2 separate regions of the Homo sapiens genome follow, and region 2 is linked to region 1. A link is a loop called in an ENCODE intact Hi-C map of the cell type or tissue named here. Cell type or tissue: heart left ventricle. All regions are shown on one strand. Each heading gives the region's core, and the rest is flanking DNA. Links, peaks and the distances in the headings are about the cores only.

Region 1 (10,416 bases), core at 1,344-9,343:
GGGCTAGTTCACCCCAGGTGAACCTGGTGGTCTCCTGCTCCCAGGAGGTCACCATATTGATGTCAAACTTAGTGTGGACGCCTGATCGACATAGCACAGTACAGCCCAGAACTCCTGGGCTCCAGTGATCCTCCTAGCTCAGCCTCCCGAGTAGCTGGGACTACAGGCATGCGCCACTGCTCCTGGCCTCTAGAAAAAATGGTGTGGCAGTGTGAGCCTATAGTTCCAGCTACATGGGAGGACAGCTTGAGCTCCGGAGTTCAAGGCTGCTGTGAGCTATGATTGTGCCACTGCCCTCCAGCCTGGGCAACAAAATGATACATTGTCTCAAAAAAAAAAAAAAAAAGAGAGAGAGAGGAAGAAGAGGAAATTTGGACACAGAGAGGTACAGAGGGAAGACCATGTGCAGACTCAGGGAGAAGATGGCCATCTTCAGAGCCAAGACAGGCCTTAGAAGAAACCAGCCCCGGAACACTTTGATCTTGGATGTCTAGACTCCAGAACTGTGAGAAAATTAATTTCTGTTGTTTAAGCCATCCAGTCCGTGGTACTTTGTTACAACAGCCCTAGCAAACTACCCCAAGGCCCTAGCCAGGAATGTACCTTGTTAGGATACTATTTTATGGTAGGGGCTGCTTATCTTGTATTATAATCTGGTCTACAGAATCTTTCAGCTAAGGATTCCATGGTCCAGAAAACTTTCTATGCTAGTGGTTCTTATGTATTCCCTGACCAGCAGCATCAGCAGCTCCAAGGAACTCATTAAAAATACAAATTTTCAAGCCCATTCTATAACTATGAAATCAGAAACTGGGAGTGGAGCTTAGCAATGTGTGTGCCCTCCAGATGATTCGGCTGCAAGCTAGAGTTCAAAAGTCACTGATCGGCTGGGAGAGGTGGCTCATGCCTGTAATCCCAGCACTTTGGGAGGCCAAGGCAGGCAGATCACTTGAGGTCAGGAGTTAAAGACCAGCCCGGCCAACATGGTGAAACCCCATCTCTACTGAAAAAAAAAATACAAAAATTAGCCGGGCGTGGTGGCAGACGCCTGTAGTCCCAGCTACTCGGTAGGCTGAGGCAAGAGAATCGCTTGAACCTGGAAGGCAGAGGTTGCAGTGAGGTGAGATCGTGCCACTGCACTCCAGCCTGGGTGACAGAGTGAGACTCCATCTCAAAAAAAGAAAAGAAAAGAAAAGAAAAGAAAAGAAAGCTACTGTTATACAATAATAACTAAATTTGGTTTGTTTTTCAACTCAACTTTATTAAAAGAGAAAGAAAAAGAGATGACAGGTACATCCCAAGTTCCAAGAATCCCCATGAGGTTAAAGGGGCATTTGTTTCATGTATAATCAATCAGAGGCTGCCCCTCCTCTACTAATGGTGCCTTGGTGCCCTGTCTGCTCTAGCTGTGCCTTCAAGACTAATTCTGGCACACCTTGCCAGAGTGCTCCCTGAATGCCTTTTTCTCCTTAAAGAAGCCTGCAGGGAAAGGAGCTTTGGGCCCTGCTCCACGCTTCTGGGGAACCCCAGGTGTTCTCATGAGCACACCCAGGCCAAGGCTGGACCCTTTTTCAAGGGGCCAACCACTGCCGCCTCCCCATTTTCCCCTACCGACCATTCTGTACAGGCGCTGCTGCCTATTACAATGCCTTCTTTCAGGCTGGGGGCTCTCAGCCGTCTCTCTCTCTGCCGTCACTGCTCTTGGGGTTGTCTCCCACCTTGAGATGCTCTCTCCCCTTTGCAAGGAAGGAGCCACAGAATCCTAAGATGAATGTTCCCTAACTTGCCCTTACGTGCCAGGGCTTATGCAACTACTGACCACCTCAGCCTCCCTGCTCCTGGGGGCCTTTCCTGTCCCCCAAGAGCATCAGTAAACTCTTCTGACTCTGGGTGGTGGGGGGTGATAGGACTGATTATACTTTCACAGCCGTAACTACTGCTATTATCTATCAGAGCTTTGTTCACTTTCAAGGTGCTTCCTGTAACATGCCAGCTGTAGCTCCCACTCTCTTAAGTGGGCTTCTTTCTTTCTGTGTGATTTTTGCTCTGCTTTTATATCAGAGAGGTCATGTACACTGACTTTGGGACAAGAGGAGAACAAATTCTAGTAGTTCATCCAAAGTACCTGGAAAGTCTACCGCAATGTGCAGGAGATATTGACTTCATTGTTATTTTCTGGGTGACACTATCCAACTCCCCTTGGCAATAGCTCCTCAACACTTCCCCATTTAACAATTCATGCCCACTATGTGTGGGCTTCACTTATCCTAGGGTTAGAAGACTATCTGTGTGCAAGCCTTGATGAATGAGCTATTTGAAGACAGCTAGTTACTTAGAAAGGCCTGAAAATGTTTCACTATTTTAAAGTAAATATTCCTAAAGTATTCTTTTGTAGTTCTGCCACCCTTGTTTGTTATTTCTGCCATTAAAATAGAGTGGCCAGGCGCAGTGGCCCATGTCTGTAATCCCAGCACTTTGGGAGGCTGAGGCAGGCAGATCGCAAGGTCAGAAGATCAAGACCATCCTGGCTAACACGGTGAAACCCTGTCTCCACTAAAAACACAAAAAATTAGCCAGGTGTGGTGGCGGGCACCTGTAATCCTAGCTACTTGGGAGGCTGAGGCAGGAGAATCATTTGAACCCGGGAGGTGGAGGTTGCAGTGAGCCGAGATTGTACCACTGCACTCCAGCCTGGGCAACAGAGCAAGACTCTGTCTCCAAAAAAAAAAAAAAAAAAATATATATATATATATATAGAGAGAGAGAGAGAGAGTGTGTGTGTTAGGCAAAAAGCCTAGGATGCAATTGTGATGTAGAACAAGATTGACCTTAATATTTATCCTCCTTATGCCCTTATCATCCAGTTTGCTGGTTTCTGGAACCCTGATCATGAAGATAATATATTATCAACTCATCCAGATTATGCTGCTAAGGTAGGGAGGGATACCATATAGACTTCTACTCATATGCCAACATTGACTAGCCTGCATAGGCTGCCAGCAGCACTGTGTTGAGGATTCCCTTTTTTTTTTTTTTGAGATAGAGTCTCACCCTGTCACCCAGGCTGGAGTTGTAGTTCACTGCAACCTCCACCTCCTGGGTTCAAGCGATTCTGCTGCCTCAGCCTCCTGAGTAGCTGGGATTACAGGTGCCAGCCACTATGGCCAGCTAATTTTTGTATTTTTTTTTTAGTAGAGATTGGGTTTTACCATGATGGTCAGGCTGGTCTCGAACTCCTGACCTCATGTGATCCACCTGCCTCAGTCTCCCAAAGTGCTGGGATTATAGGCATGAGCCACTGTGCTCGGCCTTTTTTTTTTTTTTTTGAGATGGAGTTTTGCTCTTGTCGCCCAGGCTAGAGTGCAATGGCACGATCTCGGCTCACTGCAACCTCCACTTCCCAGGTTCAAGTGATTCTCCTGCCTCAGTCTCCCGAGTAGCTGGGATTACAGGCACCCACCACCATGCACAGCTAATTTTTGTATTTTTAGTAAAGGCAGAGTTTCACCATGTTGACTGGGCTGGTCTCAAACTCCTGATCTCTGGTGATCCACCTGCCTCGGCTTCCCAAAGTGCTGAGATTACAGGCATGAGCCACCATGCCCGGCCACCTTGAGGATTCTAAGGCTAATTCCAGACTCTGTGAGAAAGCATGCGATGATAGATTAGTAACACCTGCTGTCAACTGGCAGCATGCCTGGGAACTTGCCTAGAATTTGCCATCCCTGTGTTAAAAACTTAATATATTAGCTTTCTATAGGACATTTGCATGTTAAAAGAAGAATGTGAAGAAGACAACCATTTATTAAAAGACTGATGAAATATGGAGGCTCAGACATTGGTAGGTCAGTGGGATATATTAAATACATTTTGCAGGAGCCATAGAGATAGTTGAGGAAGGTGGAAGCAACATCTGTTCCACAAGAAAGAATCAGCTTGAAAGTGTGCAGAGAGAAATTGCTTATCCTAGCCTTACTAACTACCATTTTATAGACCTAATATTAACTCAAAATTCTGGTTAAATGTATAAAATATGTCCAAGGTACTGTGATTTATTTTGTGATTTATTTAGTTTCTATTTAAAAAACAATTTTCCAGGCTTCGCATTGTGCCCTGGCTAAATTGTTTATTTTATTCTCCTTTGTCTGATGTGAGCCAAGATGCCTGGGAAGGCGGGCTTATAGAAGGCATGGAAGGTACTGTGTGTGATTTTCCTACTGGACTGAGCACATCTTTGGTGCTCAACAAATAATAAACCACCTAAGTGCTGCCACGTACTTGGGAACCAGCTTTTTTCCCCAACAGAGTCTAAATGAGAAGCTCCTGGCTCAGCAGCACTGAGAACTAAATCCTTTCAGCACCTTAGTTGTTTATGTAATCCCAGCACTTTGGGAGGCCGAGGCGGGGAGATCACTTGAGGTCAGCAGTTCAAGACCAGCCTGGCCAACATGGTGAAACCCTGTCTCTACTAGAAATTCAAAAATTAGCTGGGTGTGGTGGCGCATTCCTGTGATCCCAGCTACTCAGGAGGCTGAGGCAGGAGAATCGCTTGAACCCCAGAGGCAGAGGTTGCAGTGAGCTGAGATTGCGCCACTGCACTCCAGCCTGGGTGACAGAGTGAGACTCCGTCTCAAAAAAAAGAAAAGGAAGAAAACAGTAACAGTAGCCACCAAATCCACTGCAAAGAAAGGAAACAAAGGTACTGTTGATTACAAGTCCCAAATATATTTACAAGCATTTATTTAGTGTGTAAAACCACACTACCCTAAAAACTCTGTAGCAAATGCTCCTTTTGAAAGATTTTTCTGCATGAGTAAGACTTGTTGCAACTTTTGAAAATATATGGTTTAGAAAGACAACTTTCCCTAATAAATCACCTGTGGCAAACAAAGGAATTCTTCACTCTTCCAAAGACCTCCAAACCACATTGAAAATGAAGGTCATCTGTCTCACACGTATTCATTGCCGATTTGATGTGCACAGATGCCTGTGAAAGTCTTTGAATAGAAAACGCTTCTACAGTGTCGCCTTGCTCTTCCTTTTCAGAAAGAAATTCGCTGCCAAACTCCGTATTTGAGATCCTGGACCTTCCACGCTGCCCACATCAGGAGCTTTAGCCAGCAGCCTGGTCAGTGTTCTCAGGCCAATGCGATGTCATTAGGGCTTGGTCCAGTAATCCAGTGGTTTCTAGTATTAGCTTTAGTCACTTAGGGTGTACTTATTTCCAATATAGTGAAGGTCTTTAACGTGGGAGTCGAAAGCCCAAACCATTTCAAATCATGGGTGGAAAACACGCATGAAAATGGTTTATAAAGTATAAACAACTTTGTAAACAGTATAGCCAAGCAAAGATAGAATGTTATATGCATTGCCTGAAGTAATGCATAAAGGCAGAAGTTTTAGCCAGAATGAAAGATTGTGAACTGGGGGAGGGACAGGGGGCGGCAGTGTTGAGGCAGAAAAGCTGGAGAAGAAGAGTGGGAACTTCCTCCTCAACTTGCTGCCCATAGAGAAGCACGCCCCTCTTCCTGATGGCTGTGGGAACTAGGTCAACCTGGACCGCTAAGTTTGAACCCTATCGTGGCAGCTTTTCAAATCCCTTTCCTGGACTCCTACTCCAGAAGGCAAAATGGTTTCGGTTTGTCTTTATTTCCCATCTTTTCACCCAGGTCCTCAACTACATGCTAATCCCCGCCGGACCATCGTTCAGTTTTATTCACAGAAACGGTGCCTTCAAGAAATCAAAGCATAAGAGCCTTCGGAAGCAGCATGTAAGTGCAACGTAACTTTCCCGAGTTTGGTGACGATGAATCGATGAATCGTAGACTGCAGGCTGAGCCGCCTGAGCTGGGAGCAGCAGCAGTTCTCAGGGAGCCACTGCCCCCTGGTGTCTCCACACTGGCCAGGAAGCATTTTTGGTCATGATCTGTAAGAGATTATTGCTGGGCTCTTTCTGACTCGTGCCTTCATCTCATGGCTTTTAAAATCAGACCTTTCTTCCTCCTCTCCCCCACTCTGATTTTTAATAAGACCCATTTTATTATAATTAGCAAAATAGTGTATACTCCTTGAAGAAAATTTGAGTATGATTATTTAATTTCATTAATGTTTTAATGTATTTCCTCCCCCAATTTTTTTTCTTTCTACGTATAAGGAAATCTAATTTTACTTGGGGACAGAAGAAAAGCCACAAAAACTATGAAACCTAATTTTATCATAAATGTCACATAAACACGATCCCCTGCACAGTAAGAAAACCAGTTTTTGAATCTGCTAGAATACTAAGAAACAGAGTTGATGTTTCTCTCTTAAACAATATAAAACATAAAGGATAGCACTTTAGATCATAGGCCCTCATAAAATGTGCCTGTAGTTTCAATACTATGGATTAAGAATACTGGAGCGGGTTTTGGCCGGGCTCGGTGGCTCACGCCTGTAATCCCAGCACTTTGGGAGGCCAAGGCGGGCAGATCACGAGGTCAGGAGTTCGAGACCAGTCTGGCCAATATGGTGAAACTCCGTCTCTACTAAAATACAAAAAGTAGGCGGGCATGGTGGTGCGCGCCTGTAATCCCAGCTACTCAGGGGGCTGAGGCAGGAGAATCACTTGAGCCAGGAAGGCAGAGATTGCAGTGAGCCGAGATTGCGCCACTGCACTCTAGCCTGGGCAACAGAGTGAGACTCCAAAAAAAAAAAAAAAAAAAAGAAGACTGTAGTGGGCCAGTGGGCCAGGCATGGTGGCTCACACCTATAATCCTAGCACTTTGGGAGGCTGAGGCGGGCAGATCACTTGAAGTCAGGAGTTCAAGACCAGCCTGGCCAACATAGTGAAACCTTGTCTCTACTAAAAATAGAAAAATTAGCCAGAAATCGCTTGAACCTGGGAGGCAGAGGTTGCAGTGAGCCAAGATTGTGCCACTGCATTACAGCCTGGGCGACAGAATGAGACTCCGTCTCGAAAAAAAAAATACTGCAGTGAATGCAACTATAGACACTCATTAAATTAAATATTATCTCATTTTCAACACAGAAAAATAAAACTCCCTGCTTTAAAGAGAGAATGTGTCAATTATGTAATTTGGCAGTCTAAATGGTCCCGTTATTGGCAACTGCTTTCACATGTGATTGATCATATTGCTAAATATTGTGTAGGTATGTTGCTTCCTCTCACCATGGAGAATATAGAAACAGAGGCTTAGATCTGGGTATTATAGAAGGAGGTGAGAACGAGGTCTTTGCTTCCCCAAGTTCCTTTTCTTCTGTATTTTATTCATTGTGTGTGTCAGTTAAATGCTTATACAATACAATATAAACATAGTTGTATGATGTCAGAGAGTAACTGTGGATGAGAACTGGAATGGGGTAGAAGGAAGCTTAATGGTTTCAATATTTTGTCTGATGCTTTATTTTCTTTGAAGACCCTGCGACTAAGAGAGGACATTTCAGTATGAGCCGGAATTTGATCTCAACTAGGAGTTTAGAGAGGGACAGGTGAAAGAAGCCCTGGAACATGGGTTCTCAATTTTTTTTATGCTGAGATCACTTTAATTCTATGGGAAGAAAACTCCATGGCTGGATGTGGTGGCTCACTTCTGTAACCCCAGCATTTCAGGAAGCCAAGGTGGAAACCTCATTTGAGCCCAGGAGTTTGAGACCAGCCTGGGCAACATAGTGAGACTCCCATGTCTATTATTTAAAAATAAAAATAAAAAAGGCCAGGTGCAGTGGCTCACGCCTGTAATCCCAACAATCTGGGAGGCCGAGGCAGGCAGATCACTTGAGGTCAGGAGTTCGAGACCAGCCTGGCCAACGTGGTGAAACCCCATCTCTACTAAAAATACAAAAATTAGCTGGGCGTGGTGGCGCGTGCCTGTAGTCCCAGCTACTCAGGAGGCTAAGGCAGGAGAATCCCTTGAACCTGGGAGATGGAGGTTGCAGTTAGCCAAGATTGCACCATCGCACTCCAGCCCGGGCAACAAGAACAAAACTCCGTCTCAAAATAAATAAATAATAAAGACAAATAAAACAAAATGCTTTTTTTGTTGTTTTTATTTTTTTAATTATACTTTAAGTTCTGGGTTACATGTGCAGAACGTGCAGTTTTGTTACATAGGCATACACGTGCCATGGTGGTTTGCTGCACCCAACAACCTGTCACCTACATTAGGTATTCCTCCTAATGCTATCCCTCCCCTAGCCCCCCACCCCCTGACAGGCCCCAGTGTGTGATGTTTCCCTCCCTGTGTCCATGTGTTCTCCTTGTTCAACTTCCACTTATGAGTAAGAACATGTGGTGTTTGGTTTTCTGTTCTTGTGATAGTTTGCTGAGAATGATGGTTTCCAGCTTCATCCATGTCCCTGCAAAGGACATGAACTCATCCTTTTTTATGGCTGCATAGTATTCCATGGTGTATATGTGCCACATTTTCTTTATCCATTCTGTCATTGATGGACATTTGGGTTCCAAGTCTTCGCTATTGTGAATAGTGCCACAATAAACATACATGTGCATGTGTCTTTATAGTAGAATGATTTATCATCCTTTGGATATACCCAGTAATGGGACTGCTGGGTCAAATTGTATTTCTAGTTTTAGATCCTTGAGGAATCCCCACACTGTCTTCCACAATGGCTGAACTTTCTTCACATCCACAAAGTGCTTTCTTAAAAACAAATAGTGTTGGCCAGGTGCGGCATGTCACGCCTGTAATCCCAGCACTTTGGGAGGATGAGATGGGAGGATCGCTTGAGCCCAGGAGTTCAAGACCAGCCTGGGCAATATAGCAAGACCCTGTCTCTACGAAAAAAAAGTTAAAAAGTGTTAGCTGGGCATGGTGGTGCATGCGTGTAGTTCAAGCTACTTGGAAAGCTGAGGCAGGAGGACTGCTTGAGCCTGGGAAGTCAAGGCTGCAGTGAGCTGTAATCTTCACTCCAGCCTGGGTGACAAAGTAAGACCACGTCTGAAACATACACACACACACACACACACACACACACACACACACACACACACACACAGTGTTCAGCAAATAAATGTTCAATAAACTAAGACATAGGTCCCCTTTTTTTGAGGTTTATGGCCTGGGTGAGCTCACCTCCAAGACATAGTGAGGAAGTGGCTCCCCTGAAGGTTGAATGAGAGTGATTTATATCTAACTGTTGCCACCTGCTTTGCTGCCTGAAGCTCAGCTTCTCCTTTTGTCCAAAATACTCTTGCCATTGTAAATCTAGCCACAGAATGCAGAAGCCATCAGAATGAAACTGACTTCAGTAAGCCCGCCCACGAGTACTTATTAGGTTTTTATTGTGTGACAGGCACTGTGCCAAGTGCTGGGAATTCAGTAGGGAACACAACAAATACTGGTTTTAACCTCATGGAACTTAAAAGTCTACAGCAGACATCAGATTCTTGGTTTTCAGAAGTGAGAGTTGTTCTGCTTTTCAGAGAAAAAAGAATGATCCTATAAGTTCTGCATGTACAGGAGCTAAGGGTCATTTGTCATTGTATACCCCATGCTCATCACATGGTAGATATCTGTAAGTGTGTACGACATAAATGAGTGAATGATCAGACGTAAAGATTTTTTGTCATTAAAAAAATCTAAGGCAGGGCCGGGTGCTGTGGCACATGCCTGTAATCCCAGAGCTTTGGGAGGCCAAGGCAGGTGGACTGCTTGAGCTCAGGAGTTCAAGACCAGCCTGGGCAACATGGCCAGGCCTCATCTCTACAAAAATTAAGAATAATTTTTAAAATTAAAAAAAGGGCCGGGCACGGTGGCTCACATCTGTAATCCCAGCACTTTGGGAGGTTGAAGGGGGTGGATCACGAGGTCAGGAATTCAAGACCAGCCTGGCCAATATGGTGAAACGCCGTCTCTACTAAAAAATACAAAAAATTAGCAGGGTTTGGTGGTGGGCACCTGTAATCCCAGCTACTCGGGAGGTTGAGGCAAGAGAATTGCTTGAACCTGGGAGGTGGAGGTTGCAGTGAGCCGAGATCACACCACTGCACTCCAGCCTGGGCAACAGAGCAAGATTCCATCTCAAATAAATTAATTAATTAAATAACAAAGAAGAATCTAAACCAGTTTAAGGTATGCTCCTGGAACTGTTCAAAATCTTCTGGGCATGAAGCATTGTTATCTTTTTCAGAGTAACATAGGAAAAAATGAAATTCACTGTTGGGCAAGTCAAAACGTTGTTTTCTTTGTGGTGTGTGGGATTTCTGGTTTGAGTTATCTTGCCTGTTCTTGCAGGAAGGAAATTCATGGAGGTTAGTGGTTTTGTTGTCATTATTTTGTGAGCTTCCTAAGCTGTATTTTCATGTCCTCAACCAACAAATATGCACTGTGCTAGGTGCTATTCTGGGCACTGAAAATACCATGATGAGCAAGACTTAGAGGATCTCCATCCTTG
Region 2 (10,416 bases), core at 757-8,756, 260 kb before region 1:
GTTCTATTATTCTATCACCTAACAATAGTATCATCACCTAATCATCACTGTTATTGCTGAACTTTATTGAGCGCATACTATGTTTATGGTGTAGGTAGTGAGCTGTAGATGAATAAGACATGGATTCCTTCCTTGAAGAACTATTTCTGTGGTTGGGGAGGCTGAATATATCTACAACAATAACACATCCACAGCATACAAAGTAAAATGTACTGGAGTATCCTACAGGACAAGCACTTCATTTTTCTGAGTTAAGTGGCAACAATAACCTCTTTTTATTTTTTACTTATTTATTTTTTTGAGATGGAGTTTTGCTCTTGTTGCCAAGGCTGGAGTGCAATGGTGCAATCTCAGCTCACTGCAACCTCTGCCTCCCAGGTTCAAGCGATTCTCCTGCCTCAGCCTCCTGAGTAGCTGGGATTACAGGCCTGCACCACCACACCCAGCTAATTTTTGTATTTTTAGTAGAGACAGGGTTTCACCATGTTGGCCAGGCTGGTCTCAAACTCCTGACCTCAAGTGATCTGCCTGCCTCAGCCTCCCAAAGTGCTGACGTTACAGGTGTGAGCCACCGTGCCTGCCTTAATGTAGTGTTTTCTAAAGCAGAGTCTGAAAACTTTTTAGAGAGAGTCTCATGACCATGCTACTTCAGGAAGGCCCTGACTTCTCTCCCTAAAGTAGGCACCCTCTCCTTCTGCCTTACCAGCCACATCACACTGATTTATTTCCTTCCCAGCGCTTACCACTATCTGAAGTTATTTACTTGCTTGTTGTCTGTCTTTCTACCTGAAAGGTAAGCTGCATGACCTTGGACAGGGATTTAAGTTTCTTTATCCTTCTCTATTCCAAAGCTTAAAATGAATGGGTAAAGTCAGCATAAAAGTCATTCATATGGCCATTCCTGAACACTTTCTAGATTCACTCAAGAGTTACTGAGCTCATATTAATAGTAGCTTATGTTCATTGAGTGTTTTAAATATTTAATGTAATCTCATTTTATCCTTAAGACAACCCTTTGAAGTAAGTACTATTTGCATCCCCATTTTACAGATGAAGAATGTGAGACTTGGCATGTTGTCTCCATGCATATAGTGGAGGACCGGCATTCAAAGCCATATCATGGGCCAGGCATGGTGGCTCACGCCTGTAATCCCAGCACTTTGGGAGGCTGAGGCAGGTGGGTCACCTGAGGTCAGGAGTTCAAGACCAGCCTGGCCAACATGCCAAAACCCTGCCTCTGCTAAAAATACAAAAATTAGCCGGGAGTGGTGGTGCACGCCTGTAAGCCCAGCTACTCAGGAGGCTGAGGCAGGAGAATCGCTTGAACCCGGTAGGCAGAGGATGCAGTGAGCCGAGATCGCACCACTGCACTGCAGCCTGGGTGACAGAGTGAGACTCTGTCTCAAAACAAAACAAAAGCCATATAATACCTTCTGATCAGTGGTGAATGAAAAAGAAAGAAAGAAAGAGAGAGAAAGAAGGAAAAGAAAGGAAGAAAGAGAAAGAAAGAAAAGAGAGAAAGAAAGAAAGAAAAGAAAGACAGCCAAAGCCCATCAGTTCGTCCAAAGCCTGTGAACTACTGACGAGATAGGTCAGGCCCCTTAAATGGAAGAAAAGAAGCACCGCTGCTATTTTCTCTGGAAGAGTGGGCTGGGGAACATTTTGGGGACAGAAAGTGATACTGGAATTGTACTACAGGAAAATCAGCCAATGAGGATGGATTGGATGTGTCAACTCCTCCCTACTGTCCCCAAAGAAATGTCAATGTTTGAACACTGCTGTGCCCAGGAGTCATGGCTCCAGTTGCATCCTGGGGATTTCAATTGGAGCATACATTTAGTAGAAGAGGAAACTTGGTTCTGTTGCGAAGAGCACTGGACTAGGAGTTAGGAAACTTGTGATTTACTTTCGGTTACGTCATAGCTGTGTGTCTGTTTCCTTTCTAGTGAAATGAAGTGGCTAGACTGGCCAATCACTATGAACAAATGTTGAGAGTCTATATTTTAATATAACTGCTTAATTTGATATAACAAGATATTGCCAAAGTGCAATTACTGTATATTCTTGAATATAACGACATTTAAATGTTTTTGCCAATTTGAATATATAAACTTTAAAAAATAGAGCTAAAATAGACAAATGTTTATAATTGTATTACAAAAATTTAAATTAAAAAATAAAAGTAACATATTAAAATAAATGGTATAATTTAGAAATATTTATTCCTAATGTCAGATTTCATGGAAAACAGTTTTATTAATTTTTTCACTTGCATATTTGACATCACTAGAGTCATTTTTTGAGTAATTTAATACACTTTTTAAGGGCACATTGTTTTTATTTCTAAGTTATTTGAGATAGAAAAACGTAAAATATTTTTTTATTATGGAAATTTCTTAACATACACAAAATAGAGTATGTTATAATAAACCCCTATGTACCCATTACGTAGTTTCAATAATTAACACTGTTTTTGAATATTGTTTCATCTAGGCACCCCCCAATCCTAATTTTTGGGCATCCTGTAGGACAAATTTGTTTTAAAGAAACTGCCAGATACCATGTCATTTTACCCATAAATACCTCAGTATGCATCTCTAATTGCTAAGGATTTTTAAAAAGCCACATAATTATCATGTCATAATTACACCAAACAAAATTTACAATTATTCTTTCTTTCTTTCTTTTTTCTATAGAGATGGAGTCTTCCTAGGTTGCCCAGGCTGGTCTTGAACTCCTGATCTCAAACGATCCTCCCACCTCAGCCTCCCAAAGTGCTAGGATTACAGGCATGAGCTGTCATGCCCTGCCACAATTATTCTTTAATGCCCACTAAATACATGTTTCCCTAATTGTCTCAAAAACATATTTTTACAGTTGATTTGTTCAAATTAGGACTTAAACAAGAGCCTCACATTGCATTTGGGAGTTAGGTCTTGAAGGAAACCAAAATACTGATGAATGTTAAGTAAAAGACAATGAAAACGCAGAGGAATGATCTGCCTCAGGCTCTGTTTGCCTGGCGGCGGGGACATCAACCCTTCCTTACTGGAGAAGGCACTAGCAGGCAACAGAGAAATCTGGGAACAGATTTTACTATCTTCCCACATTTTCCTGACTTTAAAAAGACCACAACTGCTTTCTCCTTTCTCTGGCCACTGTATAGCATGTATGGCTCTTTGTTAAAATTCTATTTAAGCAAAGCCCCCAAACCACTGCGTTGAGAGAGAAATACTTTTGAACTGAGACCTCTCCTGCATGATGGGTATGGCTCATGTTCATAAACTTCTGCTTGTTTTTCTTTTGTTAATTTACCTTTTTTTTTTTTTTAGGAGAGTGTCTCAACTAAGATCTTAAAAAGGGGAAGAAAATAACTTATGTTTTCTCCCCTACAGTCTGTTTGTCTCTGTTATTCTTCATCAATAGACCTTGTCCTCTCTCCCTTTTAGAAACACCATTTATTTGTCAGGAAAATTCGGTAAAATATCCCATATTGCAGATTAAGAGGCTTGCTTCAACTCAGAATAAATTATTTTTGGCAAGGTTCTTTGATAGGTGGTGCTGAACGTGCTCTTCCTCTAGCATCACACTTTGAGTAAGGCGCATCCTCTGGCTCTCCCACTTGTGGGGAATGTAAGATTGATGAGTGGGTTCAGGTGAGGTCAGCCCTGATCCCTCAACGTTAGTTCCAATCCACCTTTCACCAGATGGTTTCAACAACCAGTCTTGTTCACTGCCTAGATACCATTATTTTATTAGATTCTATTATTTTGTTAGGAGTAAGACAGGGTCCCTTTGAACCTGTGTTTGATGTTGTCACTGGAAATTATCACGAGCCATCAGAACCCATTCATGTCATGTAAAAGTAGGAACTTAAAAAAAAAAATTCATCCTGTACGTGTACTTTTACCTTTACAATACAATCACTATGTGGTTTATTGCGTTTTGTGTTTATGTTTTGCTTTTTTTTTTTTGAGACGGAGTCTCCAGGCTGGAGTGCAGGGGTGCGATCTTGGCTCACTGAAAGCTCCGCCTCCCGGGTTCACGCCATTCTCCTGCCTCAGCCTCCCGAGTAGCTGGGACTACAGGCGCCCGCCACCACACCAGGCTAATATTTTGTATTTTTAGTAGAGACGGAGTTTCACCGTGTTAGCCAGGATGGTCTCGACCTCCTGCCCTCGTGATCTGCCCACCTTGGCCTCCCAAAGTGCTCGGATTACAGACGTGAGCCACCGCGCCCAGCCATGTTTTGCTTTTTAAAATAAAGTTTAGGGCTGGGCATGGTGGCTCACACCTGTAATCCCAGCACTTTGAGAGGCAGACGCTGGTGGTCAGTTGAGGCCAGGAGTTTGAGACCAGCCTGGCCAACATGGCAAAACCCCTTCTATACTAAAAATACAAAGATTTGCCAGGTGTCGTGGTGTGCACCAGTAGTCCCAGCTACTTGGCAGGCTGAGGCACAAGAATCACTTGAACCCGGGAGGCAGAGGTTGCAGTGAGCCAATTGCGCCACTGCACTCCAGCCTGGGTGACAGAGTGAGATTCTGTCTCAAATAAATAAATAAATAAATAAAATAATGTTTAAAGCTTTAGAACAACACCTAGCATTTAGGATTATGAGATTATATTCCCAAGAATAATTACTAAATCTGTTTTGAATTTCTTATTCCTTTCCTTCGCTTAACCTATTAATTTTGGTAGGGAGAACTCTGTACTTTTCCCATTCTAGCATATATTGAGAGAGAGAGAGAGAGAGAGTGTGTGTGTGTGTGTGTGTGTGTGTGTGTATGTGAGAGAGAGAGAGAGAGAGAGTGTGTGTGTGTGTGTGTGTATGTGAGAGAGAGAGAGAGAGAGAGAGAGAGAGAGAGATGGAGTCTCGCTCTCTTGCCCAGGCTGGAGTGCTATGGCCCTACCTAGGCTCACTGCAACAACCTCTGCTTCCTGGGCTCAAGTGATTCTCGTGCCTCAGCCTCCCGAGTAGCTGGGATTACAGGTGTGAGCCACCACGCCCGGCTAATATTTGTATTTTTTGTAGAGATGGAATTTCACCATGTTGGCCAGGCTGGTCTCGAACTCCTGAGCTCAAGTGATCCGCCCGCCTTGGCCTCCCAAAGTGCTGGGATTACAGGTGTGAACCACCGTGCCCGGCCCCAATACGTTTTCCTTGCCCAGTTCTTTGTTGAGAAAATAAAGCAATTGAGAAAGCACCTCTTAAGATGGGTTCTTTTAAGAGCTTGCATATACGGTAACCTTTACTGAAGAATAATTTTTTGGGGAAAATCATGCCTCATACTCAGTCATTTATAGTACTTCACTGGAAACTATTTTTTTTAACTTAGTTTCATGCAACACAAATCAGGAATAAACTTTGAAGAGGCGAAAAAACGTAAAAAAAATAGGGTTCTATTTGGCTTTCCACCAACGTTTTATAATTATGTTGCTCCTTGTATAACACCAGTTAAGACCTCATCCGAGAGATTTTTTTTTTTAAATTTCAACTTGTGTCGCAGTTCGAGTTGCTGGGCTCCGCTAGGCCGAGCCCCGCAGCCCTCCAGCCGCTGCCAACCTGCGCCCCCTGGTGGCCTGGTTGCCGGCCGCACGCGCTCTGGCTCCGCCGTCTGGAGCGCCACCTGGCCCGAGGGCGGGAGGGAGACTGTGGAGCAGTTCCAGACCCGCTTGTGGACCTGCACAACTACGTCATCCTCTGCAACACTGACCAGAAAGCTCAGCAACGGCAGCATTCTCAACAGGAAAGCCCATCGCAGGCTGCGCTTCTGTGTCCCCGAGACGACTGTCCGCAAGGTGGTGGCCAGCACGCCCGGGGCCATCGAGCCTGTCCTATACCACTGAGGACAATGCTGTCCACACAGACCCGCCCGGCGCAGCTGTGTCAGTGTAAATCCTAGTCTGCGGCCGGGCTACTGACATTTGCATGTGATTGACTAATCTATGAGAGAGAAAACAAACACAAGAAAGAAATACATGGTGATGAAGCCCCTGCTCCACCCTCCTCCTAAAAGATTCCACTGTTAGGAACAGCTGGTGTCTTTCTTTCCCTGGTAGAAAGCTCTGATACAACTATGCTAGGCTTTATTATCTATGCTTCCCTTATTTTTCTTACCCTTCTCCTGACTATTTTTCTCTTTCCTTGAGTTTTTCATCTAAAAACAGACATATCCTATTGTAGTCTGTTTATGTAAGCAACCTCAAATCCTTTTAGAAATGAAGGGAGGGTAGAAACACATAAACCAATGAAAATACATGTGAGTACATGTTTACAAAGTAGGTTTAACATTTTACTAATAATTTTCATGGCTACGTGTGGTGACTCATGCCCAGCACTTTGGGAGGCCAAGGTAGGAGGATTGCTGGAGCCCAGGAGTTCAAGACCAGCCTGGGCACCATAGTGAGACCCTGTCTACAAAAAATAAAATTAGCGTGGCTTGGTGGCACACACCTGTAGTCCCAGCTACTCGGGAGACTGAGGCACGAGAATCGCTTGAACTGGGGAGGTGGAGGTTGCAGTGAGTGATGATTGCGCTACTGCACTCTAGCCTGGGCAACAGAGAGACCCTGTCTCAAAAAAAAAAAAAAAAAAAGCAGTTGGAACCCTTAATAGTAAACACTTCCTTAACAATTACTTAAACATTTTTGTTTATGTTTGTTTGTTTGAGACGGAGTTTCGCTCTTGTCCCCCAGGCTGGAGTGCAATGGCATGATCTCGGCTCACAGCAACTTCTGCCTCCTGGGTTCAAGCGATTCTCCTGCCTCAGCCTCCTGAGTCGCTGGGATTACAGACGCCCGCCACCACACCCAGCTAATTTTTGTTATTTTTAGTAGAGATGGGGTTTCGCCATGTTGGCCAGGCTGGTCTTGAACTCCTGACCTCAGGTGATCTACCTGCCTTGGCCTCCCAAAGTGTTGGGATTACAGGCATAAGCCACCGTGCCCAGCCACATTTTTTTTAATTCACAGAAATTTAAGCAGAATCTTAATTCCTAAATTCTTAGAATTAATAATGGATTTCATTTATAGTGCTGTGTTTTGGACACTGTGCAGAGTGCTTTCCTTGTATTATTTAACTTTCCTCTAACAACTTTTTGAAGCAAGAACTCAGTCGTGAAAATACTTAGTTGCAGAGAGCCTAAATAAACTTGCCTTAGATCAGAAGTTAGAGCCAAAATTTCGTTCCGGGAACTCTGATTCCAGAGCCAGTGGTCTCAGCCATTAAATGATATGATAGCAGTTCCCAAACTTGTCTGCTTCAAAAAATGCTGATGCCTGTGTCCCTTCCCCAGAGATTGTGACTTAATTGGTCTGAGATGTGGCCTGGGACTTGTAGTTTGTAAGAGATCTCCAGGTGATTCTAATCTGTGGACAAATTTGGAAACCACTATAACACTGCTTTGCTTGGGACATTAGCTAACAACAGCCACCTGAGAGCTATTTCATCCTGCCAATTAGTGAGATAACCTCAAAAGTGTGTTTTCTAAAATAAAGAGTGAAAACTTTACCTATAGGAGAAATTATAGTATGAAAGAGCAATAGCAAAGAGTTATTCATTCACATTATCAGTACTTATAGATGGTCTTTTAGGACTGATTCAGTTTTTTACTGACTCTCTAACCTGTGTCAGGTCATAAAGCTGAAAGGCAAGGTTGGTAATACATAAAAAGCCCATAGAATAAGTGCTGCAACTTTCATGGGTGACAGCACGGCTGGCTGTGAGGGACATTTTTGTAGACTACTCTCCCTTTTCCCTTAGGTCTGGAACAACAGAAAATATCTGAATTTAAAAGTTCCATTTACTTTTTTTTGTTTAAATTCATAGCCTGCCTCCCACTGGAGTGTAAACTTTTTGAGAAGAGAGACCTTCGTCATTTGTGTTCTCTCCATACTGGCACCATGCTTGCCTATAGGAGCCAAATCACAAGTTCGTTGAATAGTTAATTGTGTTTCCTACAGTGCTCTATTTAAGCCATTGATACACTGAAGTTGTAACCAATAATTGTAACTACCATTCATCTACCATATGCAAGATGCTATACATATATATGTAAGTGATGTACATGTATACACTAATCTTGTTTTATTACTAATTCTCTTTTTTTTTTTTTTTTTGAGATGGAGTTGTTTCTCTCTTGTTGCCCAGGCTGAAGTGCGGTGGTGCAATCTTGGCTCACTGCAACCTCCGCCTCCCAGGTTCAAGCAATTCTCCTGCCTCAGCCTCCCAAGTAGCTGGGATTACAGGCACACACCACTATGAGTGGCTAATTTTTGTATTTTCAGTAGAGACAGGGTTTCACCATCTTGGCTAGGCTGATCTCGAACTCCTGACCTCAGGTGATCTGCCTGCCTTGGCCTCCCAAAGTGCTGGGATTACAGGCATGAGCCACTGCACGAGGCTGTTTATCAGTAATCTTTACACAGACCTATTAATCCTCCTATCTGAGAAGGGAAAACTAAATCCCTGAGAAATTAATTTACCCAAGATTGTACAGTGGAGTAAGCAACAAAACTGAGGTTTGAGCCAGGTCTGTCTGATGCTGTAGCGCACCCACTTTTCTTTACCAAAAACATTCTAGACAATGTTATTTCAAAACTCTTGGATGGGATTAAAAACTCCCAAGAAAAGACTCTGGAGCAATCCATCATTATAAGGCCTATGGGATCACCTACATTTTTCCACATTAAAACAAAAAAACAAAAAAACCCAGCTTATAAACGAGATTTTTCATTAGCTTAACCATTTCTTCTGTTTTGGACATTTCAGGATTACCTAATTTCCCACTGTTAAAGATACCACAATGAAGATTTTTCTGCATAAATCTTTGCCCACACTTGAATTATTTCTTTAGGGTCCATTTCTATAAATAGAATTGGACTAAGACATGTAAACATTACTGACACTATCAAATTATTTTTCATAAAATATACTAATTTAGACTTTTACCAGCAATGCACAGAAGGACTCATTTCATCTTACCCTTCCAACATCTTTATACTTTGCAAAAAAATTTTGCCAATTTGCCAGTTTAAAGAAAAATCTCATTTTTTGCATTGTTTTGATTATAAGCAAGTTTGAGCGTTCTCTTTCTGTTTTTTTTACCTTTCCTGTAGTGCTGATGAACTTTTACTTATGTTAGTTATTAGCCCTTTATATATCTTCATATGTGAATTCTGTTCTCATCCTTTGTCTATTTAATTTTGACACTTACCTTAGTGTTTTTCTTATAATCTGTACATTTATACTCTTCAAATGTTAAGACTATTAACCCTTTATCATATTTATTGCCAAATATTCCTCCAAATTTTTCTGTCATCTTTAAGGTTTAATTTTTGACACAGAAATTTTAAGTATTTTAATCTATTTATATTGTCCTTTATATCTTTTGCCAGCTTTAACTCTAGAAGATTAAAATCCAGGGATCAAGTAGATATTCTCTTATTTCCTCTAATTCAGTTTTTAAAATACTTAACTCCTTGATTTACCTTTGGTTTATTTTGGTACATACTATGATATATTTCAGTTGGCCATTTCCCCAAATATTTTTTTCTAACTCCTTTCTCTTTTAATTTGTGATGCTATCTTAATCATATCTTTGATTCCTGTTGAATCTAATTTTTGCTTTTACTTTTGTTTTCTTTTAGCAAATCCTGTTTCCTGTGACTTTGTAAGGAAATGGTAAGACATAGTTATAGTACTATTTTCACAGACCTAAACTAATAGGCCAGCCAATCTGGATGGGGCAGATTCATTTGACGTGGGTCTACCTTGGGGTTTTCAAAAAGGACATTCCTAGGCTTTCCCTTTGTCATAAGGTCCTTTTCTTTCTTTTCTTTTCTTTCTTTCTTTTTTTTTTTTTTTGAGACAGAGTCTCGCTCTGTTCCCCAGACTGGAGTGCAGTGGCGTGATCTCGGCTCACTGCAACCTCTGCCTCCCGGGTTCAAGTGATTCTCCTTCCTCAGCCTCCTGAGTAGCTGGGATTACGGGCATGTGCCACCACACCCAGCTAATTTTTGTATTTTTAGTAGAGATGGGGCTTCACCGTGTTGGCCAGGATGGTCTCGATCTCCTGACCTCGTGATCTGCCCGCCTCTGCCTCCCAAAGTGCTGGGATTACAGGGGTGAGCCATCGTGCCTAGCTGGAGAACACTTCTATTCACTTAGTTTTTTACTTGTTTGCTAGGTACTTGACTTGTTACTTAGTAGATCTGAACCTTTAAGGGATTTGGGATTCTGCACTGACAATCTTGAATCACAGATTTTGTGAAGCTCCAGTTCAACGTATCCCAATCTCCCTTGCCTCTAATTCAAGTACGGTAGCTAATGACTTTTCAAGAAAGTACCCTTTATGAAAAAAAGAAAAGAAAAAAGTATATGTGTACATGTGCATATAATGCACAACAATAAAT

Evidence for each region. Hi-C counts contacts between places; a loop is a spot of excess contacts. Peaks named below come from ENCODE experiments on the same cell type or tissue, not always from the same donor. Only the 100,000 strongest peaks of a DNase experiment are listed, where the experiment ranks them.
Region 2: it touches region 1 in a loop (2.3-fold over the local background); 22 of 110 quality-filtered maps call a loop at or near these places.

What each region holds. Positions count from the first base shown.
Region 1 is chr4:56,794,456-56,804,871 of GRCh38, forward strand. LOC105377668 (a long non-coding RNA gene) reads left to right here and starts at 467. Exons shown (of 3, transcript XR_941082.2): 1 at 467-505; 2 at 5,047-5,128; 3 at 5,670-6,462. It also overlaps the pseudogene RN7SL492P. RefSeq lists a silencer at 9,034-9,173. In heart left ventricle, for the core only: a CTCF peak has its summit at 5,882 (motif pointing left); a DNase peak (open chromatin) is centred at 5,866; H3K4me3 peaks cover 985 bases; H3K27ac peaks cover 557 bases.
Region 2 is chr4:56,539,139-56,549,554 of GRCh38, forward strand. It overlaps SPMAP2L (sperm microtubule associated protein 2 like), which reads left to right. Exons shown (of 9, transcript NM_001256475.2): 2 at 9,652-9,685. Among named protein-coding and RNA genes, the nearest start is that of SPMAP2L, 14 kb to the left of the region's middle. RefSeq lists a silencer at 5,487-5,676. In heart left ventricle, for the core only: CTCF peaks have their summits at 5,586 (motif pointing left) and 5,809 (motif pointing right); a DNase peak (open chromatin) is centred at 5,603; H3K4me3 peaks cover 707 bases.